Regions from separate parts of the Homo sapiens genome. Here all the other regions are linked to region 3. The links are chromatin contacts, found by Hi-C or POLR2A ChIA-PET in ENCODE. All regions are on one chromosome and are shown on one strand. Each heading gives the region's core, a stretch centred on a gene start or an enhancer-like site at or near the end of the contact. The rest is flanking DNA. Distances are from core to core; before and after follow the strand shown. Region 1 has its middle 55 kb from the start of SOCS1. Region 2 overlaps LOC107984859 (a long non-coding RNA gene). Region 3 overlaps CLEC16A (C-type lectin domain containing 16A). Region 4 overlaps LOC105371082 (a long non-coding RNA gene).

Region 1 (6,572 bases), core at 1,766-4,265, 150 kb before region 3:
CACCCACTGCCTCCCCCACAGACCCCTGACTCCACCTCTCAGAGCCCTGAGCCTCCAGTCATGGGCACAGCCATTCTCTCTCTCACTCCAGGTCTTCAGACCCCTAGCAATGGGGATGCCCCCTTTCCTGGCATCACAGGAAAAAGTGGTGGCACATACCTGGTGGTATGGACCCTGTCCTTCTCCATGGGCCCCTGCTCTTCCTCCTCAGCATCATCGTTGCCAACATTGTAATTTGTAACTGTTTTCTGGTCATTTTTCTATGCAAATAATTTTTGAATGAACAAAATGGGGTTATGGTTTCCAAACTCTTACAACTTGCTTTTTCCTCTAAGGATACACATACCATGAGCATTTTCCCAGGGAAGCAATACTCCAAATCACCATTTTATTTTATTTATTTTATTTTGAGATGGAGTCTCATTCTGTCGCCCAGGCTGGAGTGCAGTGGTGGCTCACTGCAACCTCTGTCTCCCGGGTTCAAGCGATCCTCCTGCCTCAGCCTCCTCAGTAGCTGGGATTACAGGCATGTACCACCACGCCTGTTTTTTTTTTTTTTTGAGATGGGGTCTTGCTCTGTCGCCCAGGCTGGAGTGCAGTGGTGCAGTCTCAGCTCACTGCAAGCTCTACCTCCCGAGTTCACGCCATTCTCCTGCCTCAGCCTCCCCAGTAGCTGGGACCACAGGTGCCTGCCACCACGCTGGGCTAATTTTTTGTATTTTTAGTAGAGATGGGGTTTCACCGTGTTAGCCAGGATGGTCTCAATCTCCTGACCTTGTGGTCCGCCCACCTCAGCATCCCAAAGTTCTGGGATTACAGGCGTGAGCCACCGCGCCCGGCCTATGCCCGCCTAATTTTTGTGTGTTTAGCAGAGACAGGGTTTCACCATGTTGGCCATGCTGGTCTTGAAATCCTGACCTCAGATGATCTGCCTGCCTTAGCCTCCCAAAGTGCTGGGATTACAGGTGTGAGCCACCTCGCCTGGCCTCCAAATCACTATTTTAATGGCCCCATGGCATAGATGGACTGTCATGAATTTAACCAAGTCTGTAATCTCAGCAAACATTTCTTCAGGAGGGTAAGATGTGTGCAGCCAAGAGTACAAGGGTCCAGAGTCCTTCGGTTTGGTTTCTGACTCCACTTTTTTGTGTTTAAAGAGATGGGGGTCTCACTATGTTGCCCAGGCTGACCTCGAACTCCTGGGCTCAACTGATCCTCCTGCCTTGGCCTCTGGAGTAGGTGACTCTACTTCTTAGAGCTGTGTGACTCTGGACAAGTTACTCAACCTCTCTGTTTTTCCTTGGTTTCCTGAAAGATGAGAAACAGAGGAGCCCCTGCAGATGCCTAGTCATGAGACTCCCTTGAGCTCTTGGGTGTGTGGTGCTTAATGAAGCGCAGCGCCCTGGAGACAGACAGGAGGTGCCACGTGGATGGGGTAAGGGGTATTGTTGCTCTTTGTTGTTGCTATTTGGGCCAGGTATTGATTTTACAGTCTGGAGAGTGAAGGGCTCATGCCAAGTGGCATGAATGTTCAGAGTGACCACGACGGTTCAGTGAGACCTTGGTGCCTCTTCCCCTCCCTGGCCCCTTCCACGGAAAGCATCTGAGTCCCTTGCAGGGGGCAGGTCTCCAAATTCCCAGAAACATCTGGGGCTGGTTGGCCTCACAGGCCAATTACACCAGTGTCCCAGGAGTCTAGAAAGACGTTCTAGAAAGACACTCTCTGGGGAGAAAACCATACTGAAGTCTGCCCAAAATGCCACCATCACCCACCCCCTCCCTCTGGGTTCAGCACTGCCCTCTCCCTGGGTTCCCCTTTGCATGTTAAATTAATGCCCCAGAGAGGCTCTGCAGACGGCCCCAGTGACGGCCACCACTGGAGAGACTCCCTGGATGGATGGACAGATGGATGCAGCCCCAACTCCCCCACTCCCACGGGGCCCCAGCCAGAAGGCAAGAAAGCCCCTACCCAGCCTCTAACTGCTCAAAATCCCCAGCACCAAATTCCCCCAGCCTGGGGATCGCCAGGAGGGAGCCCTGCGTCCCCAGTGTTGGCCCCACCTCCCTTCCCCCAGGGGGCAGGTGCAGCCTAGCTCTGCTCTAGTGTCCCCTGGGCACTTCTGTTCCCAGACCAGGAGCCTCCCTCAGCCCCAAGCCTGGGCACCCCAAGGCTCTCCCAGGCTTGGGTGGCAGCATCCCTGGCTCTCCTTTGCAGGCTGCTCAGCCTCTCTGAGCCGTGATTTTCTGCAAAATAGGAATAATGGGACTATTAGATCGAATGACACATGAGATTGCCATTTTTGTGGGTCAAGATCAGACAGGCAATCAGCAATTTCTTATGGTTTCAGCAGACGGCTGCCTTCGGTAGGGAGCTGAGGACTAAATGAAGAAACAAACGAGCAGCCCTGGGCACAGAATTTGGCCCAACAAACTTTTCATTGTCATTCCTATTACTTATTGTGGTGGATGGGGCTATCCCTCTCCCACTTCAAGGATCAGCAAGCCCTGCCACTCGGACGAGGCTCCCTCTGAGGCCAGGAAGGGGCCAGGGGGCCCTTCCTGAGTCCTGCCCACAGCCCCTGACTCGCCAGGCTGGACACTCCTTGCTGAGTCTTTTAACTGTCATTTCCCCCAAAAAGCCCTTAATCACCCTCTGCCGGGCCAGGGGGAGGAACCGGGAGCTGCAGGAGCTGCAGGCTGGCCTGCAGGAAGATGACTCAGGGGAATCCTTCGATCCCCTTGGCACGATGTGGGGGAGTGATTAAGGGGGGCGTCACAGGTGTGCGCCATGTGTCCGTCACCTGGCCGCTGAACTTTTTCTGAGCTGGAGCTGCTGGAAGCTGACTCAGGGGGTGGGCCTCTCCTGCCCTCCTTCCCCTCCCCAGGGCCAGGTCCCCTCTCTGTGGTGCTGGGAGGCAGGCCCTGAGCATTTCATTCATTGATTCATTTCTTTCATTTGTCCATTCATTGTTATCAGATCGATCAGTGGCTCACTTGTGTGACTCATCTGTGGGTCCGGCCCTTCATTCATTAGTAATAAACTCCATGACCATTCGCCCAGCCTGTCCTCTGGGCCAGCTGCCTTGTCAAGTGGGTTTTCTCATTCAGTCCTCTCAGTGCCCTGGAGGAAGAGCTATTATTACCCCCATTACATGGAGAGGAAAACTGAGGCATGGGAAAACTCAGTAACGCCCTGTGGAGTCCGGATTCAAATCCAGACCTGCTGCTGTCTCTAGAAAAAAAAGTCACCGTCCCCCAAAGCTGTGCCTCCCCTTCTGTGTTCCTGTAGCCACGTGGCCAGGTAAAAGTTACCCAGGCCAGCCTCACCCCACGAGAGCAGGGACCTCAGCTCACCACCTGGGTCCAGCACAGGCTTCCTCCCCTTGACCCTGGGAGAGTCGAGTGTCTCTTTAGGCTAAGTAAGAGCCCCCAAACCTGAGTTCCATCCCCTGTGGAAAGCCAAGCCTTCCCCTGCAGATCTCTAATTTCCAAGGACTCACATCCTCACAGCCTCTCCAGCCCCAGTCTCCCAAATGTACGGAACTGGACCGGATTTCCTATAGTCCCACCTCTGCACATGGGCTCCCTCTGCTCCTCAATCCCGTGGACCCCAGCAGAAATGTCAGTTCTTCCCTGTATCCCTCAAAACAAAACTCATGCTCCCATGAGGCATTTGTGAGAAGCGGTGGTGACTGAGGATTTGGGGGTGTAAACGGGAAGGGGGTTTTGCAGCCACAGAGCTGCGATTTCATATTGACATCAGATCTATAAGCCACTCCAGCACAGACCACCCAGATGGACCTGCTGTGCCTGATGCTCTGTCTGTGGATTCTCCCGTGTGGTGGATTTTTCTGGTGGTTTCTAAGCTTTATTGTGAGCTCATCTTCAGCGGGGAGATTTGCTGCGTGTGCCTGTGCACGTTTGGGCTCCCACACCCCTCAGGACGAGACGTTTCCCAAAAGGGATGCGTTGAGTTTGAGTAATACTCCAGGGATTTCACCAGCTGGGGACCTGCATTCACACTGAATTCCCGGCATGAGATTCCAGCAACCCAGAGTAGAATCAACCCAGACCTCAGTCTCCCCTGCCCTGCCCCACCCCCACACTCCCAGGCTCAGACTTTCAATTTCTTAGACTTCCCGCTATCCAATCTCGGGCTGTTCCTAGGCTGGGCAGAGGGTGATGTACCTTCCCATGGGATGGGGGAAGCCCTTCAGGGTCCTGCCTTCATACTGGGGTTTCTGTTCCTGCTCCCACGAAAGTCATGACCAGGGATCAAGGCCAGTCTGAGTCCCTTTCCCCTTCCCCACCCCACCCTTCCACCTTGAGTTCCATTTTTATTAGTGACCCCTGAATTTGCTTTTCTTTGAGCTTTTTATTTTTCACTTTTTTTATTTTTGAGACAGAGTCTCGCTCTGTCACCCAGGTTGGAGTGCAGTGGCGTGATCTCGGCTCACTGCAATCTCCGCCTCCTAGGCTCAAAGGGATTCTTGTACTTCAGCCTCTCGAGTAGCTGGGATTACAGATGTGCACCACTGTGCCTGGCTAATTTTTTGTATTTTTAGTAGAGATGGGGTTTTGCCATGATGGCCAGGCTGGTTTTGAACTCCTGACCTCAGGTGATCCGCCTGCCTCAGCCTCCCAAAGTGCCGGGATTACAGGCGTGAGCCACTGTGCCTGGTCTCTTTTGAGCTTTTTAAAAACATTTGTGGCCGGGAGTGGTGGCTCACGCCTGTAATCCCGGCACTTTGGGAGGCCAAGGCAGGTGGATCATGAGGTCAGGAGTTCAAGACCAGCCTGGCCAAGATGGTGAAACCCTGTCTCTATTAAAAATACACACATTTGCCGGGTGTGGTGGCACGTACCTGTAATCCCAGCTACTCGGGAGGCTCAGGCAGAGAAATGCTTAAACCTGGGAGGCGGAGATTGTGGTGAAGCAAGATTGGTGACAAAGTGAGACTCCATCTCAAAAATAAAATAAAATAAAATAAATAAATAAATAAATAAATTGCAATTATTTATTTAATTTTTAGAGACAGGGTCTTGCTCTGTTGTCCAGGCTGGAGTACAGTGGCACAATCACAGCTCACTGCAGCCTCAACCTCCTGGGCTCAAGTGACCCTTCTGCTTCAGCCTCCTGAGTAGCTGGGACCACAGGTGCGTGCCACCATGCCTGGCTAATTTTTTTGTTTTTTTGGATAGAGATGGGGTCTCGTTATGTTGCCCAGGCTCTTCTTAAACTCCTGGAATTGAGCCATCCTCCCAACTTGGTCTCCCAAAGTGCTGGGATTACAGGCATGAGGCACCAGACCCAGTGGGGGCTTATCAATAGATATTTTAAAATCAGTTTCATTGATCCTGTATTAACTAGCTCCCTGGAAACCTCACCATGGCTTCCCACTGCCCTCAGGATCAAAACCTGGCTCCTTGGAGCCCTAGAGGCCCCACACATGACTTCATCATTTCACTTGCTTAATGCCAGGAAGGAAGCATTACTGTGTCCGAGGTGTGGATGAGGAAACTGAGGCATGGAGAAGGTGGTGATGTCGAGGAGGGGCAGAGGAGCCCTGTCTGATGCAGGGTGGCGCGGGGGGAAAGGAGACTCAGAATCCAGGCCTCCTGCTCAGTCCATCCCCCTGGGTGCCAGTCCCCAAGCTGTCTGCTGTAGCCGAGGGGGTTGGGACACACAGGAGCCACTGCCTGAGTCTGCCTAACCACTCCCTCCCTTCCCCAGAAGCAGACACGTGGTGAGACACACCCGGTCACTGGCACCTGTGAATGGCAAGTCAATACTGGGTGTGGCCCTTCCTTCTAGGAATAAGCTCCCTAGAGGTTCCCTTCACAGAAGTGGGCAGGGTCCTGCTCGTCACAGTCTGTCCCCCGGCCAGACAAAGGGCTCCATGCCTGGCCTCAGCACTCCCTAAGCCCACAGGGGACCCTGTCGTGGAGCTCCTCTGTATGCCCAGGCTGTGCAGGCATCCAGGTTTTGGCAGTGAGGATGGAGGGTCAGCGATTGAGAGCCTGAGCTGTGAGGTCAGGGGGACCTGAGTCCTAAGCATCTCTGGGATCTCGGGCAGTTTGCTTTCTCTCTCTGACCCTCGGTTTCACCATCTGTACAATTAAGCCAATGATAGCACCCACTTCATGGGGCACAGTGGGAGAGACAGAAACTGTAGGAAAAGCACTTGGTCCCTCTCCTCTCCTTTTTCCCCTCCCCTTCCCTCCCCTCCCCTTTCCTTTTTCCTTCCCTCCCTCCTTCGTTCCTTCCCTCCCTTCCCTTCCTCCCTTCCTCCCTTCCTCCCTTCCTTCTTTCCTTCCTTCCTTCTTTCCTTTTTTAAAAAAAGACAGGGTCGTGCTCTGTTGCCCAGGCTGGAGTGTAGCAGTGCGATCACAACTCACTGCAGCCTCTAACTCCTGGGCTTAAGCAATCCTCCCACCTCAGCCTGTTCAGTAGCTGAGAATACAGGCACACGCCACCCTGCCTGGCGAATTTTGGTACTTTTTGTGGAGATGGGGGTTTTGCCCAGGCTGGTCTCAAACTTCTGGACTCAAGCGATCTGCCTGCCTTGGCA
Region 2 (6,503 bases), core at 796-3,295, 170 kb before region 3:
GTGCCCCAGGACCTTAGCATGTGCTGACCGTGCCCTCTGGACTGCTCTGGCTCATCTCCCGTGACTTAAGGCCACTGTTCTGTTTGGAGACTCAGCTCAGGCAACCCTCTCCCAAGAGGCTTTGCAGAACCATCCCCGGCCCCAGCCTGGGTCGAGGGCCTCCAGGGTTTCCTGTAGCCCAGTTTGTGTCACTCTGCTTTGTGACTCTCTATTCTTCAGTCCAGCTGCCTCATTCACAGATATGGAAACTGAGGCCCAGAGAGGGGAAGTGACTTGCCCAAGGTCACCCAGCTGAGGGCCGTGTTCGCTGCTCCTCCAGCAGGTTTTGTTCTTTCCTTTCCTCAGCATCTCAACCCACGAGAGCCTGGATGTGGCGGTCCCATGGCGGGAGAGGGGGCCTGTGCCCCCACCAGGTGCCCAGTCTCGAGTCAGGATGAGACTCCTGGAGGGTCCCCTGGGAGTCTCCACTGGCAGCACCCCCTCCCCACATCCCCGCAAGGTGGGCATGAGCAGCATTCCCTCTTCAGATGAGGATGTGAGGCTCAGAGGGAAGAGGCGGGCCCGGTCACGTGGCCATGGAAGGATGGGGGGATCTGATCCCAGACCTTTCTACAGCCTGCATTTGGCCTTCTCCATGGCTTTGGGGCAGAGCCAGGGCCGGCCACCACGGAGAGGAGCAGACAGAAACCCAGGGCGGGCAACGGGGAGGTCTCAGGCTGGATGGTGGGGAACCACCGAGGCAGGAAGACGCAGAGCAGAAAGTGAAAGGAACCAGAGGCCTAGAATAGCTGCGGGTGACAGAGCCAGGGGACTACAGACGCTGCCAATAAGAGAAACCAGGCGGCCCACGGAGGGGCGGGGCACCCACTCCTCAGAGAGGCGGCCCCTAGCTGAGGAGGCCCATGGCCAGGTCCCTGCTAACCCGGGCAGCCCCCGCTTGGCTTGGCAGCCTGGGTGGATGCCCAAACTGTGGGAATGGAATTGGGGTGAAGGGCTGTCTTGGGGCAGAGAGGGGCCCACTTCTAACTTTAGGCCGACCTCTGCATCATTTGGATCAATCACCATGAGCTTATAAGATCTGGGACCTGCAAAGCTCATCAAACAGTGCAGCTGGTGAAGCGGGGGCCGTGCCGTGAAGACAAGCCTGTTGGTTAACATCTCCTAGTGGCTGTCGATGTCTGTCTCCGGTGGCAGTTCCCTGCTGTGGTTATGCTGCAGGCTCCAGAGCCAGGCGGCTGGGGTTCAATCCGGGCTTGGCCTCTTGCTGGCTGTGTGACCTTGGGCAAGTCACTTCACTTCTCTGGGCCTCTGTGACTAATATCACTGACTTCACGGGGGTGTCCTGAGGATTAGCTGAATGAGTATAAGTGAAGCACATGGAACAGCTCAGAGAAAGTGCCTCATAAACAGCTTTTATTATCCACTGTCTCCATACACTGTATAGACACACACACACACACACACACACACACACGGGGAAAGTCCCTCCAGGATGTGCACAGGGACTCTTTTTTTTTGTTCACTTCTGTGTCTTCAGGGCCTAGAACAGTGGCTGGCACACAGCGGGTGCTCAATAAATGTTTGTGGAATGGAAGGAGCAGGGGAAGGAGGCGGGGAGGGAAGGAAGGGATGGGAGCGAACAGAAAGTCGGCTATTGCCCAGCGTGGGGCATTGATTCTGTTGCTGTGTTTCATTCCCCTATCACATTGCCATGCACCGCTTTGGTTAATTGAAAAACACTTGTCTTCAAGGAGAGCCAGCAACAGAGCAGGGAGGTGGCTTGCAAGCTGTGATGGTCTTTCAGTTCAGGCTGGCCCCAAGACACCCCCACCATGGCCTGCTAAGATCCCCAGAGACCCCCCTCTCCCGGGCCAGGGCCGGCGGTGGCAGCTGTGCGGCGTGTGGGCAGCTAGAGAGGTGACAGGAAGCTCAGCAGGACAGGCTGTTCCCAGCCTACCAAGAACCTCGAGGCGAGAGGACAGGCTGTTCAGGGCTGAGATCTGCATGCTCCCAGCCCCTCCCGCCCAGGGGAAGTGTCACCAGCATCCAGGGCGGGGACCTCTGCCCTGGCCTGGAGATCTTGTTGCTCTTCTGATCTCTGTGAGGAACTCGGCCCGCTTGCTTTCCAGGAACTGCCTCCTGCAACCGGCGGGCAGATGGTTCACAGGGAAGGCCCGGGGGCCCAGCCCTGCCTACCTCGCACCCTGCGCTGGGCTGCTTCGGACATGCCACTCACCTCTCTGGGCCTCAGCTTCCCCACCTGCAAAACAGAGAAAATAGGGCACCACATGTAGGCATACTGTGAAGATTCAGAGCAAAGTTCAACTTTTTTTGTTTTACCATTAATTACTTTATTTATTTATTTTTATTTATTTATTTTCCTGAGATGGAGTCTCACCTGTCCCCCAGGCTGGAGTGCAGTGGCGTCATCTTGGCTCACTGCAACCTCCACCTCCAGGGTTCAAACCATTCTCCTGCCTCAGCCTCCCGAGTAGCTGAAATTACAGGTGCATGCCAACACGCCTGGCTAATTTTTGTATTTTTAGTAGAGATGGGGTTTCACCATGTTGGCCAGGCTGGTCTCGAACTCCTGACCTCAGGTGATCTGCCCGCTTCGGCCTCCCAAAGTGCTGGGATTACAGGCATGAGCCACTGCACCCAGCCCCATTAATTACTTTAAAACAAATGGTGGCATCTAGGCACAGTGGCTCATGCCTGTAATCCTAGAATTTCGCAAGGCTGAGGTGGAAGAATTGCTTCAGGTCAGGAGTTTGAGACCAGCCTAGTCAACGTGGTGAAACCCCATCTCTACTAAAAATACAATAATTAGCTGGGTGTGGTGGCACACACCTGTAATTCCAGCTACTCGGGAGGCTGAGGCATGAAAATAGCTTGAACCTGGGAGGCAGAGGTTGCAGTGAGCTGAGATCATGCCACTGCACTTAAGTCTGGGTGACAGAGTGAGAATCTGTCTCCAAAAAAGAAAGAAAGAAAGAAAAAGGTGGTAAAATACACATCACATAAAAATCACCAATTTAAAGTACAGTTAGGTAGCATTTAGTACGTTCACAGTGTTATATAACCATCAGTCTAGTTCCAGAATGTTTTCCCCACCCTAAAATACAACCCCATATTCATAGCAGTCACCCGCCCAACCGCCCTTGTCCCAGCCCCTGGTAAACCCTAATCTATCTTTCTTTCTTTCTTTCTTTCTTTCTTTCTTTCTTTCTTTCTTTCTTTCTTTCTTTCTTTCTTTCTTTCTTTTTCTCTTTCTTTCTTTTTCTTTCCTTTCTTTCTTTCTTTCTTTTTCTTTCTTTCTTTCCTTTCTTTCTTTTCTTTCTTTTTCTTTTCTTTCTTTCTTTCTTTTCTTTGTTTCTTTCTTTCTTTCTTTCTTTCTTCCTTCCTTCCTTCTTTCCTTCCTTCCTTAATTCCTTCCTTCCTTCCTTCCTTCCTTCTCTCTCTCTCTCTCTTTCTTTTTTTGAGACAGATTCTCGCTTTGTCGCCCAGGCTGGAATGCAGTGGCGCCGTCTCAGCTCACTGCAAGCTCCATCTCCCAGGTTCACGCCATTCTCCTGCCTCAGCCTCCCGAGTAGCTGGGACTAAAGGGGCCCGTCACCACGCCCGGCTAATTTTTTGTATTTTTTAGTAGAGACGGGGTTTCACCGTGTTAGCCAGGATGGTCTCGATCTCCTGACCTTGTGATCCACCCGCCTTGGCCTCCCAAAGTGCTGGGATTACAGGCGTGAGCCACCGTGCCCGGCCAACCCTAATCCACTTTCTTCTTCTGTGGATTTGCCTATTCTGGACATTTCATATAAATGGAATCATACAGTAAGTGGCCTTTTGTGTCTGACTTCTTTCACTCAACATATTTTCAAGTTCATCCACTTTATGTAGCATGAATCAGTCTTTTATTACCATGATTCCTACAATCCATTCATTACTTTAAAAAAAAAAAAAAGGACTTCAAAAAGTGTTTATCGGCTGGGTACAGGGGCTCATGCCTGTAATCCCAGCACTTTGGGAGGCCAAGGCAGGAGGGTCGCTTGAGTCTAGGAGTTTCAGACCAACCTGGGTAATATAGCAAGACCCTGTTTCTACTAAAAATACAAAAATTAACCAGGTATGGTGGTGCATGCCTGTAGTCCCAGCTACCAGGGAGGCTGAGGTTGGAGGATCGTTTGAGCACAGGAGTTTGAGGCTGCAGTGGCCTACGATGGTGCCACTGCATTCCAGTCTGGGTGACAGAGGGAGACTCTGTGTCATAAAAAAGTGTTTATCAAGGGAAAACACAATCACTTACATGCACGCATCTGAGTGTCCAACTTGGTGAGTTCTGACATAGTTTTATGCCCACAGAGGCACCACCCAGACTGAGGTCCAGGGCGTCTCTAGCACGGTCCCTCAGACCCTCCCCACCTCCTGGCCAGAGGCAGCCCCTCCTCTGACTTTTGACACTATTGATGAGTTTAGCCTGTTGCTTCAGATGAGTGAAAGTGGACAGTGGGGATGTTTTCTAGCTCATCTCATTCCCTCAACGCCATGTCTGTGAGTTTCATTCACATCGTGTACGGCAGGAGTTTGTTCTTTTGCATTGCTGAGTGGTATTCCACTGCATGGCTGTTTCACACTTTATTTTTATTGTATTTTACTTTTTTATTGAGAAGGAGTCTCACTCTGTCATCACCCAGGCTGGAGTGCAGTGGTGCAATCTCAGCTCACTGCAGCCTCCACCTCCCGGGTTCAAGTGATTCTCCTGCCTCAGCCGCCTGAGTAGCTGGGATTACAGGCACCCGCCACCACACCTGGCTAATTTTTGTATTTTTAGTAGAGACAGGGTTTCCCCATGTTGGCCAGGCTGGTCTCGAACTCCTGGCCTCAAGTGATCCCCCTGTCTTAGCCTCCCAAAGTGCTGGGATTACAGGCGTGAGCCACTGCGCCCGGCTCCTCTTTCACACTTTATTTCTCCATGACCCTGTTGGTGGACATTGGATTTGTCTCCCCTTGGGGGCTATCCTGAGCCATGCTGCATGTGCAGGCCTGTGGTGGGCAGGTGCCTCGTTTCTCCAGGTTTTTGCCCAGGACTGGGATTGCTGGGTATAGGGTATGTGTATGGTTAGCTTTTGTGGACACCGTTCATATTTCAGATGGGTTGAATGACTTCCATTGCCCATAGTGGCACCTGAGAGTCGCTGGGCTTCCCCATCCTGAACAACACTCCGTACGGCCAGCCCTGCTGATTTTCATCCTCCTCTTGAGGGCCACTGTCACTTCTTTAGATGAAGTAAATATAATGATGAGAGAAAATAGCAACATAAATAGCCAGAGTTGATAATAATAGGTGGCTAATGCCTTCCACCACCCCAAGCCCTGGGCCAAGCACTCACATCACAACCATCCTAGGAAGTCCAGTGATTACCCCCCATTTTACCCCCATTTACCAAGGCACAGGCAGGGCATGGTGGCTTATGCCTGTAATCCCAGCACTTTGTCAGTCTGAGGTGGGAGGATCACCTGAGCCCAGGAGTTGGAGACCAGCCTGGGCAACATAGTGAGACTCCGTCTCTACTAAAAATAATTTTTAAAATTAGCTGTTGTGCACCCTTAGTCCCAGCTACTCAGGAGGCTGAGGCAAAAGGATGGCTTGAGCCCAGGAGGTCAAGGCTGCAGTGAGTTATGATTGTGCCACTGCACTCCAGCCTGGGCAACAGAATGAAATCCTATCTCAAAAACAAAACAAAACAAAACAAAACAAAACAAAACAAAACAAAACAAAACACCGAACAGAAACTGAAGCACAGAAGAAGGGGTCTCATGGGCTGCCAAGGTCACACACCCAGCAGAAGGAGCTTAGTCTCGAGTTGAAAAACCTCAGCCCACCTGGACCCCGGCCCCGACTCTGCCCTGACACAGGGCCCAGCAGGCTGTGGTTTGGGGATTTCTCAAAAGGACCTTCTGGAGCTCTATATGAGAAGCATAGATGGAGAATCCGACTCTCATCCTGCAGCCCCTCTCACACTCACCACACACCCATACACACTCAAGCATACACACACTCACACAAATGCATTCACACACATGCTACGCCCAAACACATTACACCCTCGCAAACACACACCATACATCTCATACACCACACACTCTTATACAATATACATATGCCATGCATTCTCACACACACGCTTACACACTTCCACACTCGCACAAATACCCCGCATGCATATATTCACATGTTATCACACACCTACTATGAACATACACCACACATTCCCTTACACTCAGCCTTTAGAAAGCACAAACTAGTCTGGAACACTTCTATACAAAAGGCAGTGGCAGGCTGGGTGCAGTGGCTCATGCCTGTAATCCCAGCACTTTGGGAGGTTAAGTTAGGAGGATCACTTGAGGTCAGGAGTTCAAGACCAGCCTGGCCAACATGGCGAAACCCCATCTCTATTAAAAATACAAAAATTAGCCAGGCGTGGTGGTGCACCCCTGTTATCCTA
Region 3 (6,478 bases), core at 2,222-4,721:
GAAAGAATAAGTGATGTGGTTTTTAAAATGCAAGAGAGGGCTGGGCATGGTGGCTCACGCCTGTAATCCCAGCACCATGGGAGGCCGAGGCAGGTGGATCACCTGAGTTCAGGAGTTTGGGAGCAGCCTGGCCAACAGACTGGGGAAACCCAGTCTCTACTAAAAATACAAAAAAAATTAAAAAATCAGCTGGACGTGGTGGCTCATGCTACTGTAGAGGCTGAGGCAGGAGAATCACTTGAACCTAGGAGGAGCAGGTTGCAGTGAGCCGAGATCATGCCACTGCACTCCAGCATGGGTGACAGACTGAGACTCGTCTCAAAAAAAAAAAAAAAAAAAAAAAAAAAAAAAGCAAGAGGGAAAACGGCGTTATCGTGAGATGCCTCCCCACGGCCTGCAAAGCGCTACCACCATCCTCTCCTGTAGCTGCGCTCCTGCCCCTCCCTCACTTAACTATGCTCCTTGAACATGCCACACTTGGTGGCATCTCAGGGACTGGATGTGTGCTGTTCCCTGTTTGGAAAGTGCCTCCTTTATCACTTTAACCTTCCTGGCTCCTCCTCATGCTCCAGGTTTCAGCTCAGATGTCAACTCTGCAGAGAAGCTCTTCCGATCACTCTATCTGCAGGAGGAGCGCTCCTCAGCCCCTGGCTATGGCATGCTGTTTCTTTCCTCCAGAGCTCTGACTGTGAGTTGATACCCAACCTGCTATTCTCTTACTTGTTAATAAACTTTACCTCACTAGGTAAAAAGAGCGGTCCAGAAGGCAGGGATGTGTGCTCACTCATTTCTTCACCCCCAAGGCTAACACAGTATTTGGCACATAGCAAGAATCTAGCAGCTCTTTGATGAATCTATGAATATTTAGGAATGATTTGCCAGGAGAATTGTTTGAACCTCTTTGACAAGTCCTTAAGGAAAATAAAGGATGGAGTTTCTAAAAAGGATCAGCCTCCTTTAAAAAGTCTACTTGGTGGAAAAAAAAAAAAAAAAAGAAAGAAAACCTTTGAATCCAAAGGGGTAGCTTGGAATGTTCTTTGGATACAAGCAAAAAACTTGAAACGAACCACATAAGCCCTCAATTGCTTGCTAAACCATGTAACTTCCTTTAGCTCAGATTCAAAGCACATTGGTGTGTTCTGATTTCTGAAGTGGGCTTGAAGAGCTAAGCTTCTGGATGATTCTAGATGGCTACCTTGCAACAGGAACCGTAGTGAGATGAGTGGCCAAAGCCACCCTTCAGAAAGAAATTATTAAAGTCACAAAGGAAGCTTTTCTAAAGTGGATGCCTTGGCTTTGAGGTAGCCTGGCCTCTTTTATATCATTCTGCTACCCAGGGACCCTGGGAGGACTTGAGAGTTGCTTTTGGAAACTTGTCAGACAGGCAAAGAGACTCTAGAGAAGCTGAGATATTCTCTATCTGTGCTTCAGCCAGCCACTCGGGTTGTGCATCCTATCCAGGACAAGGGAGGTGGGCAGCACAGCCCTGGGAACCTGCAACTCTGTGACATGTGAGGGGCAAAAAGACTATCATCGAGACCTGCCATTGGCTTGCTGCCGAGTCCTCACGATAACTCTGGAAAGGCAGGCACATTTTACTTGACAGATGGAGACAGCAGCTCAGAGTAGACAAGAAGCAACCTCCCTTCTGCCACATGCCTGACAAACTGGCCCCTGCATTTCTCCCATCTCTCGCCTGTGGATCAGGACCATCTGCCCCAGCCCAGCAGGGCATGAGGTCATGAAACTGTGTTAAGAGGTGACAGCCAAGGTTCTCAAGGGGCTCCAAGGCTCCCGTGATCTGGCTCCTGCCAGCACCCCCAGCCTCATCACATCCTCCTGTGGGCTCCAGCTGCAATCACTGCCGTGTTGGTGCCAGAATGTGCCACCTGTCTCTGGGCCTATGCCTCCCTATCTGATGCCTGTCCCACTTCCTGCTCCAGGTGGGATTAGTGACCTGACCTAATGCTGCTTGAATAATGGCCTGAGCCACATGACCTGCCACTGTCTCTTCCCACTTTGACCTCTAAGGCTCTGATTTCTTCAGGACTGGGGCTGTGTTTTTGCTGTCCCAGTGTCCTGAGCAGAGCCAGCAGATCTCAAGAAGGCAGTGTGGGAAGCAGTGGATCAGAATGCCTAAGAGTCTAGGTTCTGGGGGCCACATTGCCTGGGCTGACTTGTGGCTCAGCTACTCACTAGCTGGGTGACCTTGAGCAAATCACCAGACCTCTCCATGCATCAATTTCTTCCCCTGTGGACAGGGCGTGGTGGTTCACATCTGTAATCCTAGCACTTTGAGAGGCCGAGGTGGGCGGATCGCTTGGGTCCAGGAGTTCAAGACCAGCCTGGGTAACATGGCAAAACCCCATTTCTACAAAAAATACAAAAATTAGCCGAGTGTGGTGGCACACACCTGTAATCCCAGCTACCCAGGAGGCTGAGGTGGGAGGATTGCTTGACCCCAGGGGGCAGAGTGTGTTGCAGTGAGCCAAGATGGCACCACTGCACTCCAACCTGGGTGACAGAGCAGGACCCTGTCTAAAAAAAAAAAAAATTCTTCCTCTGTAAAATGGGGATAATAATAGTGCCAATCTCCTAGGATGGTTATAGAATTTAATGAGGAAATTCACATAAAGAACTGATTTGAATTGATCTACTTCATAACAGAGGCTATGTGTTCATAGAAGTGGTAAGAAAAACCCTGATGAACTGTGAACCAAAAGAAGGTAGAGTGTGGGCTGGGTGTGGTGGTACATGTCTGTAATTTCAGCACTTTGGGAGGCCAAGGCAGGAGGATGGCTTGAGGCCAGGAGTTCAAGGCTAACTTGGGTAACTTAGCAAGACTTCATCTCTATAAAACATCTAAAAATTAGCTAGGTGTGGTAGCTTGTGCCTGTAGTTCCAGCTACCGACGCTGAGGTGGGAGGATGGCTGGAGCCCAGGAGTTTGAGGCTGCAGTGAGCTATGATCGCAACACTGCACTCCAGGATGGATCACAGCTCACTGCAGCCTCCAAAACAACAACAACAACAACAACAACAAAAAGGCAAAGTGGAATCCAGAGCAGCAGTGCTCAGCGTTCAGTCCTCTGGACCTTCTGGCTCAGGGGTGCGGGGGGATCTCCCAGGTGGGGCCTTCTTGGCACAGGATGCTGTAGCCCTGGCTGGGGGTGAGCACGTCAGCATCATGAAGCAACACATACACATCTGTCAGAACCAGTCCTCCAGTGAAAGCTGATGCCAGGACGTCCAGTGCAAACACTGCCACCCACAAACAGAATCGTGTGCCTGGCAGGGAGGACATGGAAGGAAGGCGTCAGTGGGCCGGACAGGGTGGGTCCTGCGGTGAGGCTTGTGGGTTTGGTCAGACAGTTGGAAATGTGGATTGACTCAAGACACATGGGTCCCACTTCCTCTGCACCCCCAGGCTTCCGAGGTAGAACCACCAGCTGCAGGGAGGAAGGTTCAGACTCCTCGTGTCTGAGGTGCAAATGACAGGTCATTCCTGTTTTGCAAAATCCAAAAGTGAAACACCTCTGTCACACACGAATTAACTCAGATGATAAAGGCTGACAAGGGGAGCTGTGTGCAATGAATTCCTCTGAACTATACACAAATACTCATGTCTCCAGTGAATGATTTTCTAGGAAAAGGTGATGGTGCTTTCTAAGAAAGAAACTCTGATCTTACCCGGGAGATAAAATACCATGAACACCCCTGAGGACACTGCTTCCTAGAGTACCTGCTTCGGAAAAAAAGGGCTGATAACGGAAGCACACACTGCAGCTGGTTCTGAGAACTAATCTTTTCACACATATCTGTCCTGCAGGCTGGTGAGATTCACATTTAATTTGACTGTGTCCCAAGAGCAGGTAGATGCCTTAACATCGCACTATCTCTGGGGGTCCTGAGACCGCTGGGCTACGATTTCACACCAACCTCACCTGCACTGGATGTACCGTGCTCACCCCCGATGGTTCACAGAAAACTGGCCCCATTGCCTTACACTCCTGAGCTCAGGGCTTGTCTGTCTGCACTGGTGAAGGCTACCTCTCTGCAGCCAACACTGGGTGCCAGATGCAACGGAATGCCAAACCCTACTTCCCAAAGGGTAAAAACATGCCTTGGAAAGTCATGCCTGGGGGCAAATGGGTACTCTCTATCCACTGTCTAAGCTGTGTTGAGGGCAGGCTCTTGACTTTGACAAAGAAGCCCTTTCCTCCCTGGTCTGGGAGTGGTTCTGGAGAACAGTGGCCCAGGAGATGACAGGTCCTGTGCTCACTCACCCGCCGGGTCTTCTCCACATCGCCACACGGCAGCCGCTTCACGAAGTCAATGCCCGTCAGTGGCGTGCCTGTTGGGGGCAGCAGGATGGAGGCGTCCATCATGAGATATTCCACGTTCATGGGCTTCATCTAGAAGAGACATTACAGGAAACCTCAAAGCAGATTCCTTACTTGGAAGGAGGAAGGGGCCGGGGGAGGTTGCACAGGCCCCTCGCCTTCAACCGCATTTAGTAAATGTAAATGAGTGATCTAAATCCTGGATTTAGATTGAAGTAAAGCACAGAGGCAGCCAGATAAGGGAGCAATATGCCTTTTGGTTTTCTAAATTGCAGATTTTTCCTTTAATTGAAGCAGCAGCTCAGACTCTTGAGAAGTTGCATCCTTGCTGTGAAAAGCTTGCTCCTCTTCGCATTCTCTCTCCACCTCAGCAGGGACAGGGATTCTCAGCAGGAGGCCAGGTATGCTTTATCCCTGTGGGTGCAAGCCCGTCTGCCACCTGCTTCCTCCTCTCTGTCCTTCCAGTGATGATAACAGCTATGGCGATGGCAGCTTCCGTTTAACGAGAGCTGATTCCGCTGCAAGCTGTGACCTAAGGGCTTTTGAGGAGCTGCTTCCCACTTTGCTGATGAGGGAACACAGTCTCAGAGAAGCAGAAAAATGGATCCAAGGTCGCTCAGCTGGTGGGTGGCAGAGCCAAGACATGAGCCCAGGCCTGTCTTGCTCCAGGGCCTCTGTGATTCCCACCCTAGGACCAATGTTTCCCCTTCCTTCCTTGTCCCCTTCACATCTTACCTGGGATAATATAACACAATCATTATTGGAGCATCTACTAAGTGCCAGGCACGTGCTGGGATCACCTCCTGCTGGACGGCAGGTGCTGGTGGGCCCATCATAAAAGGGACACTGAGCTCAGAGGAGGAAAGGCGCATGCCCACGGCCACTGGGCCAGAGCTGACGGCCTCTTTCCACACCACCTCTGCGAAGCCTTCTTTGAGGACTAAGACACAGGGTGACATCCCCTCCCTGCCACCTCTCCCAGATCTCTGCTGCATCAGTAGTAGTAATCAATGCACACGTGTTGTTGAACACTAACATTTCATTTCCCTGGCTTCACAGACGAAGGGTAAGCTTTCTGCAGAATTCATTTTACTCTTTCAAACATCACAAGCTTTCCTTGTGTCTTCTCTTTTCAGAAAGTGGGCTTCAAACATACCACTTTCCCCCTCCTGCTAGGTAAAGCTGACTACATAGGGCAGGGATGTAGCGAGGGCTCAGTGGCCCAGATACCTGGTGCTATGGTTTGAACGTGTCCCCCATAGTTCATGTGTTGGAAACTTAATCCCCAGTGTGACAGTGCTGAGAGGTAGGGCCTAACAAGACGGGATTGGGTCTCATGAATGGAGTAATGTTGTTATTGCAGGTGTGGCTCAATGATGGTGAGAGTGACTTTGTTATAAGAGTGAGTTCTGTTCCCTCTTGCTCTGTCTTGCCCTTTCGCATTCTACCATGGGATGATGTGGCAAGAAGGCCGTCGCCAAATGCTGGCACCTGATATTGGACTTCCCAGCCTCTAGAACTGTAAGAAATTTCTTTTTTTTATAAATTAAGTCTGTGGTATTCTGTTATAGCTGCAGAAAACATACTGAGACACCCGGTGAATGGGCCAGAGGGCCAAGGAGCCACTTGGTGCATGCTGCTTGCCTTCTTCTTTTGGACACTTTAAGTACTTTCCTCCAGAAGCCTGAGGTCCCCCACTCCAAATCCTCTAACCCCGCAGGGGTGGCAGTTCCTGCCTCACTCATTCACTTGCAGCTCCCTTCCCCTCTACTCCTGCTGCCCCCTACAACCTTCCCAGTGAACCCCTCAGGCCTGCTGGGGGCAGAGCTAGGCCATCACCTCACTGAACCTTTTGCATTAAACCAGAGGCAATAAGGGAAATGAAGGAAAGGTCACAAGTCATGGTCTGACTTTGGTACAGCAGCTGGCCTTGGAGGGCCTGTCCCCACCCCCTTCCACTCAGAAGCTGCATTCCTGAAGGCTGAGGACTGATTTTCAGATACAGAGCAAGGGCGTGGCACCTTTGTATTTCTCTGGAATGCCAGGCATTGTATAGGACACACAATACATGTTTGATTAAAACAAACAAACAAACAAACAAACAAAAAAACCTGGGAAGCTCCCCATGGTGGGAGG
Region 4 (6,745 bases), core at 2,940-5,439, 250 kb before region 3:
CACTTACTGCATAACTCTGGGCACGTTCTGTGGCTTCCCTGGGCTTCTGTCTACTGGGGAGAGCAGTGGTTTACGTGAAATATGTGAAATACTCCACCACTGCTAGCAGCTGTGATTTCCATGGTCATGGCTACAGTCTCACAGTCAGTCAAATGGCTTTGGCAAGCAGGGTCCTCTGCACCCTACTTTAAATGGGAAAGTAGGAAAGGAAAAGGGCAGGAGGAGTAGGTTTCAGAACAGTGAGGTCTAGATGGGGAATGTTGTTCCTTGGGAAGTTCCAAGTTTCTAACACAACAAGGGTGGCTTTGTTTTTTTTTTTTTTTTTTTGCTTATTTTTTGTTATTTATTTATTTATTTATTTATTTTGAGATGGAATCTCACTCTGTCACCCAGGCTGGAGTGCAGTGGCCTGATCTTGGCTCACTGCAACTTCTGCCTCCTGGGTTCAAGCAATTCTCCTTCCTCAGCCTCCCGAGTAGCTGGGACTACAGGCGCACCCTACCATGCCTGGCTAATTTTTTGTATTTTTTTAGTAGAGACAGGGTTTCACCATATTGACCAGGCTGGTCTCGAACTCTTGACCTCGTGATCCGCCTGCCTTGGCCTCCCAAAGTGCTGGGATTACAGGCGTAAGCCACCGTGCCTGGCCAATTTTTTGTTATTTTTTAAACACACCTGCACATGACCTTAGCTTGTTTTTTTGTTTGTTTTTAAAATTAGAGATGGGGTCTCACTATGTTGCCTAGGCTGGTCTTGAACTCCTGGGCTCAAGTGATCCTTCCATCTCAGCCTCTCAAAGTGCTGGGATTAAAGGCATAAGCCACTGCGCCCGGGCAAGGGTGACCTTCTAAGAAGAGGTAATGGGGGGGATTTACAATCTGAAAAAGCCCACCCAGGGTGGACCCCTTGTGGGCTCAGCAGGCACAGCTCCTGGGGCTATGACACTTCAGGTGCCCACGGAAATGTTTTCATTTAAAGTTCTTTTAAAAGAAAGGAGGAGAACACATGGGATCATGATGACAATGTAATAACAAATCCATCCTGCATTACGTTTGTCGTTATACCAATGTGGTCGTAAGTACAATTTCATTTTCTCTTTTTTATGGAAGAAGGTGTCCATGGAAACCACCATGCATCTCTGGACAGGCCACCAGGAGAGAGACAGATGCTGAGGACCAAGAACGCTTGGCCAGCCTGAGCAAGGCGTTTCAAAATCCAGGCCAGCAAGGGAACAGAGAGGCCCAATTTGGAAAGCAGTCCTGGCCCAGCCTGCACTCTCTGCCCTACTTGTCATCGAGTCACCATCATCCCGTGAGGGGCACTGCCCCTGAAGCAGCAAACTCAGTTGCTTGCTGTGACAGGCACTGCTAAGGTATTTAATCCTCCCAACAGCCCTATTAGGCAATGGCCGTGAGAGTTGTCATTGGACAGATGGGGAAACTGAGGCCAAGAGCACCCCTGCACAGTGCCTGGTATACCATAGGTGCTCAGCAGATATCCTCTGAGTGTGACCTGGGTGGACAGAGGGAAGTTAAGTCCTATGCTGGGACTTAAACCAAGCACTGGGCTCCAGACCCCCTGCTAGAACCACCACCCTCCGGCCTCTCAGCACATGTGCCAGGCCCTACCCTGGTGATGTTTCTAATCCTTACATAGAATCTACAAGGCTGATCTTACCAGCTCTGTGTCCAAATGAGGAAACTGAGGCTCAGAGACACAAACACACCTGACCAGGTTCCACCTGACTCCACAGGCAGCTTCCTTTCCCTCCCTCTGCAGACTCATTTGATGCAAAACTGGGTCTTGTGTTTGGAGGTTTCAGGGAGGGGCCCAGGATTTGTGGCTGGGGGGCCTGGGGAAGGTCGAGCCAGCAGTGCATGTTCAGGCAGCCTTACTGTTTACCTGGGGCCTCCTCGTCAGAGCAGAACACCCAGCGGTGGCAGAAAACAAGAAATGACTGCCTGCTGGCCTGGGGTGGGTGGGGGAATGGCGGGGGAAGCAGCTATCCAGGCTCACCCTGGCCCAGCCTTCCTAGGCTGTGGGTCTTAGAGAAATCAGGTTTCAGGGCACAAGAGAAGAGTCTGGGGGTGAATCCATGGCTTACTTTCACCAGGTTCCCCTGGGGGAAATGAAGGGAACCTCAGACCTGAGTGCCCCTCATTGGCCCTGACCTTGGATAAGTCTGGTCATCTCCCTCAGCTTCAGTTGGTCCACCTGTAAAGTGGGGCCTTCAGGGATAGGAGTGCCAAATCAGATACTTCCAGACTGTGGACTCTCACGCCAGAATCAAAGCCATGCTGGCCTCAGTCTCCTCATCTTTATTATTTTGTGTTATTATTATTATTTTTTGAGACGGAGTCATGCTGTGGCCCAGGCTGGAGTGCAGTGGCATGATCTCAGCTCACTGCAACTTCTGCCTCCTGGGTTCAAGCGATTCTCCCGCCTCAGCCTCCTGAGTAGCTGGAATTACAGGTGTGCGCCACCACGCCTGGCTAATCTTTGTATTTTTAGTAGAGACAAGGTTTCACCATGTTGGCCAGTCTGGTCTTGAACTCCTGACCTCAGGTGATCCACCCACCTCGGCCTCCCAAAGTGCTGGGATTACAGGAGTGAGCCACCACACCCTGCCAGTTTTCTCGTCTTTAAACGGGATAATGATACTTGTCTCAAGGGCTTGTCCTAGAGAGCAGACACGTGGGCAGTGTCCGGCACCATTGCCCTCATCATTAGACAAGTGCATCCATTTCTTAAACGTGCAGACCCCTGAGGCTGGGCCTGGGAACATGCATGTTCACAGGTGTCCCTGGAGGTTCTCACCACAGGGTCTGGGGACGTGACAGCTACAAAGAGTTCTCAAAGTACTTTTTGCTCTCATTTCTTCTTCTTTTTTTTTTTTAACCACAAAGCTACCATCCACACATGCTGAAGCACGACACCCAGGACAAAGGGAGGTGTGTTGAAGCGCTAATCCCCTCCCTTTCTTTAATCCGAACTTCGGGGGAAAATAATGGTGAAACAATTGGTGTGTATTTTACATTTTGCCCTCTTCTCAGATGAACACATTCAGAAATAGTTTGGGCTTCCTCTTCTAGTTCTATTTATTTTTAAATTTAATTATTTGTTTATCTTTCACTCTTTTTGTTTGTTTGTTTGTTTTTTAAAGACAGGGTCTTTCTGTCACCCAGGCTGGAGTGCAATGGTGCAATCATAGCTCACTGCAGCCTTGAACTCCTGGGCTCCAGTGATCCTTCCACCTCAAGCTCCTGAGTATCTGGGACTACAGGCACACGCCACCATGCCTAGCTAATTTTTTAAAAATTTTTTTGTAGAGATGGGGTCTTGCTGTGTTGCCCAGACTGGTCTCAAACTCCTGAGCTTAAGTGATCCTCCCACCTCAGCCTCACAAAGAGCTGGGATTATAGCTGTGAGCCGCTGTGCCTGGCCTATTTTATTTTTTGTAACCCAGGCTAGAGTGCACTTGTGTGATCAAAGCTTACTGCAGCCTCAAACTCATGGGCTCAAGCAATCTTCCCACCTCAGCTTCCCTAGTAGCTAGGGAGTACGCTCAGCTATGTTTTGTATTTTGTGTAGAGATTGGGTTTCATCATGCTGCCCAGGCTGGGCTTGAACTGGGCTCAAGTGATCCTCCCGCCTCAGCCTCATGAGTAGCTGGGATTATAGGCGCACAACACCTTGCCTGGCTTTTATTTTTTATTCTAATTTTATTAAAACAGGACTCATAACTATTCATGTTTTCTACATCCTTTTTGAGAGCCTCCTACATCGATACACTGAGCACAAACACCTGCTGCAAATGCCTCGACTGCTACACTGGAAAGATGGGGCTTTTCACCCCTTTTCCAGATGGGGAAACCAAGGCCCCAGCCTGAAGTGAGTTTGTGTCTGGAGGTTTCAGGGAGGGGCCCAGGATTTGTGGCTGGGGGGCCTGGGCAAGCGAGTCCAGGCCGTGGGGCTGCAGCTGAGAAGTAGAGCATGGTGACTGGGTAAGTGGCTGTTTGTTGCCAGGGCTGTGCCCACGGCGTGGCAGTCTTGGGCTCTGCAGACATTCCCCGGGGAGGGCACATGCAAGAAGCTGGCTGTGCCTCTGCCATGAGCCTCACGTGCCCCTCTCCCCTGCCCAGGCGGCAGGCAGTGGCTTTGGGCCCCTCCTCCCCGTCAGAGCGGCTAGCTGCACAGCCAGACCGCAGACCAGGCGGGGGAAAGTGCAAATGAACCCCAGCTGGCAGCTGAGTTTCTCTTTCCCGTCAAGCAAGTGCCTTATCGTACCGATGCAAGGCGAAGAAGGAGGTGGTGGTGTCGGGGGAGTCTGCAGGGAAGGGGGGAGCCACTGGTGCTGTTTTTATTTTCTTAAGGAATAATGTTTACACGTGAAAGTGCATAAACTATGTTGACTTTAAGTGTCCAGCTTGATCATTTTTTATACCTATATAGTCACCACTCAAATCAGGATCAAGGGCACCCTCAGCCTCCAGAAGGTTCCCTGGAGCCCCTTCCCAGTACACAAGCGACCCCCGGCCCCACTAGCAGAGGTAACCACTGCTGTGCCATCTATAAATAGCAGTGAGATTTGCCTGTTCTTAAACTGTACATAAACCAATCAGTCACTTGGGATGCGTCCCTTCTTGTCTGGTTTGTTTCACACAACACAACACGTGCGAGAGCGGTGCATGACGTGGTGTGTGCAATGGTTTGCAATGTTTTATTGGGGAGCAGTGTCCCATTGTATGGAGGTACCTCAATTTGTTTATCCATTCTCACTGTTGATGGATATTTGGGACGTTTCCCAGTTTGGGATTATTAGGAGCAGAGCTCCTATGAATATCTGTGCACAGATCTTGATGGGCACATGCTTTCTTTGCTCTTGGGTAAATACCTGAGAGTGGGACTGCTGGGTCTCAGCGTAGGTGAATGTTTAACTTTATAAGAAACTGCCCATGGTTTTCCTGCCTGGCTGCCAGAGCTGCTTTAGGAGCTCAGAGGTGTGACTGGTACAACTGCTTGGGGGACCCCAATCCACATCAGAGCAAACCTACAAAACACATCTATGGGCCACATTAAACATAGACTTTAGGTGTACAGCTACTTTTCAGAGAGGCTTTTCTAATTTTACTTTTTGAAGTTATTTGGCCCTGGACCGCTCTGCTGTGTGGGCCTGCTGGAATTTCCTGGCAATGGTATTTGGGTAGTCTGACAACAGACAGCGGAACCCTCAAAGTGTTTTTCATTTCCAGTGAGATTTTTATGAATAACGTAGTCCTTCCCCTTCCTCTGAGGCTTTGTGAACTCCTATTCACACCTCAAAACCCCACTCCAAGACCCACGCCTCCCCAAGTGACAGTTCATTTTCTATATTTATTTGTGTAATTATTTGTTTACTGTAGGCCTCCCCTTTGATGAGGAGCCCCCTGGGAGTGTCAGGCTCTCTGCTGTCCCCCCAGCACCAGCACAAGGCTTGGTGAATACTTGGGACATTTAAGATTTGCCAAATAAATGAAAGACCCAGGTTCTGAGTGCAGCCCCTCAGAGCCTCTCACCCCCACCCTGGACTCCTCCACAGAGGGGAAGCCTGAGACTCTTTGTAGGGACTCTCCTAGGTCATAGAGATGCTGAACTCCAGTAGATCTCTCTAATTACAGGGCCCACAGGGCCAGCAGTATAGATAGGTCACCCACTCCACCCAGCTGGGTGTGGGGAGGAGCCGCCCTGTCTGGAGGTGAGAGGGGCCCAGAGGTCCCACAGGTCCTTGCAGGGCCCAAGCAAGTCTGGGTCAAGACGCTGATCCTGTCTCATGATCCTTCCCCCGACTCCTCACCTGAACACCTCTGGACGTGTGGGGTCTTTTCCAGGTTTGCTTATTATTACTATTAATTTAAAAAGGAATAGGGCTGGTCATGGTGGTCCACGCCTATAATCCCAGCACTTTGGGAGGCTGAGGTGGAAGGATTGCTTGAGCCCAGGAGTTTGAGACCAGCCTGGGAAACATGGTGAGAACCCGTTTCTATTTTTTGTTTTTTAATTTTTAAGAGGAAAAAACAGAAAAAGTAGTAGCGTAAATGCAACGTGGGATTCTAGATTGAACCTTGTGTCTTTACCAGCCCTCTAGGTGATTCTGGTGCATGCTAAAATTTGAGAACTGCTAGTCCACTGAATATATTCCAGAGAAATTCTAGCCACAGCAGCACTGTTTATAATGGCAGAAAATTGGAAACAGCCCAAGTGTCCATCAAGAGGGAATGAAGGCCAGGCATGGTGGCTCACATCTCTAATCCCAGCACTTCGAGAAGCTGATGTGGGTGGATCACTTGAGGTCAGGAGTTCGAGACCAGCCTGGCCAACATGGCCAAACTCCATCTCTACTAAAAACACAAAAATTAGCTGGGCGTGGTGGTGCATGTCTGTAGTCCCAGCAATTTAGGAGGCTGAGGCATGAGAACCACTTGAGCCTGGGAGGCGGAGGTTTCAGTGAGCCGAGATTGTGCCACTGCACTCCAGCCTGGGCAACAGAGTGAGACTCTGTCTCAAAAAAACCCCCACAAAAAACAAGAGGCAATTAAGACAGTTACAAGGTAGGCACATAAGGATTACTATGTAACATAATATGTAACTTACCACTATGTAACAAGGCAAATAGAAGCGCAAGGCCCCTCTCTTCATCCAGGCATCTACGATGAATCTCACTCAGGTACCCCTCAGCGACAAAGCAAGTTATTATGTGAGACATAGA

What was found. A loop is a pair of places that touch in the nucleus more often than their neighbours do. ChIA-PET counts read pairs that join two places held with the same protein, here RNA polymerase II (POLR2A). Pooled maps may share reads with other maps.
Region 1: a loop to region 3 is called in a pooled map, with 2.3 times the contacts of the local background. The contact joins two enhancer-like sites. A Hi-C loop is called at or near these places in 2 of 50 pooled maps. POLR2A ChIA-PET finds 5 or more read pairs at or near these places in 3 of 52 experiments (HCT116, activated CD4-positive, alpha-beta T cell and activated T-cell).
Region 2: a loop to region 3 is called in a map of naive thymus-derived CD4-positive, alpha-beta T cell, with 4 times the contacts of the local background. The contact joins two enhancer-like sites. A Hi-C loop is called at or near these places in 1 of 168 maps with a recorded cell type or tissue (naive thymus-derived CD4-positive, alpha-beta T cell), 6 of 37 single-sample maps with no recorded cell type and 14 of 50 pooled maps. POLR2A ChIA-PET finds 5 or more read pairs at or near these places in 11 of 52 experiments (H1, HepG2, activated CD4-positive, alpha-beta T cell and 5 more).
Region 4: a loop to region 3 is called in a map with no recorded cell type, with 5 times the contacts of the local background. The contact joins two enhancer-like sites. A Hi-C loop is called at or near these places in 1 of 37 single-sample maps with no recorded cell type and 4 of 50 pooled maps. POLR2A ChIA-PET finds 5 or more read pairs at or near these places in 1 of 52 experiments (activated B cell).

What each region holds. Positions count from the first base shown.
Region 1 is chr16:11,198,219-11,204,790 of GRCh38, reverse strand. No RefSeq gene overlaps it. Among named protein-coding and RNA genes, the nearest start is that of SOCS1, 55 kb to the left of the region's middle. RefSeq lists enhancers at 1,426-1,505, 1,539-2,335, 2,328-3,527, 5,295-5,795. Within about 2 kb of position 3,015, at least 10 of the 41 ENCODE cell types and tissues checked have a DNase peak (open chromatin) inside an H3K27ac peak, as active enhancers do.
Region 2 is chr16:11,219,858-11,226,360 of GRCh38, reverse strand. It overlaps LOC107984859 (a long non-coding RNA gene), which reads right to left. Exons shown (of 4, transcript XR_007064984.1): 3 at 2,237-2,260; 4 at 1,397-2,139. Among named protein-coding and RNA genes, the nearest start is that of SOCS1, 33 kb to the left of the region's middle. RefSeq lists enhancers at 307-866, 1,297-1,376, 1,857-1,906. Within about 2 kb of position 2,045, at least 20 of the 41 ENCODE cell types and tissues checked have a DNase peak (open chromatin) inside an H3K27ac peak, as active enhancers do.
Region 3 is chr16:11,049,449-11,055,926 of GRCh38, reverse strand. CLEC16A (C-type lectin domain containing 16A) reads right to left here. Exons shown (of 24, transcript NM_015226.3): 18 at 4,286-4,414. Among named protein-coding and RNA genes, the nearest start is that of CLEC16A, 110 kb to the right of the region's middle. RefSeq lists enhancers at 3,279-3,428, 4,441-5,018, 5,019-5,595. Within about 2 kb of position 3,471, at least 2 of the 41 ENCODE cell types and tissues checked have a DNase peak (open chromatin) inside an H3K27ac peak, as active enhancers do.
Region 4 is chr16:11,295,180-11,301,924 of GRCh38, reverse strand. The region is part of intron 1 of LOC105371082 (a long non-coding RNA gene); the gene reads right to left. Among named protein-coding and RNA genes, the nearest start is that of MIR548H2, 8.0 kb to the left of the region's middle. RefSeq lists enhancers at 2,945-2,994, 3,448-4,131, 4,263-4,442. Within about 2 kb of position 4,189, at least 19 of the 41 ENCODE cell types and tissues checked have a DNase peak (open chromatin) inside an H3K27ac peak, as active enhancers do.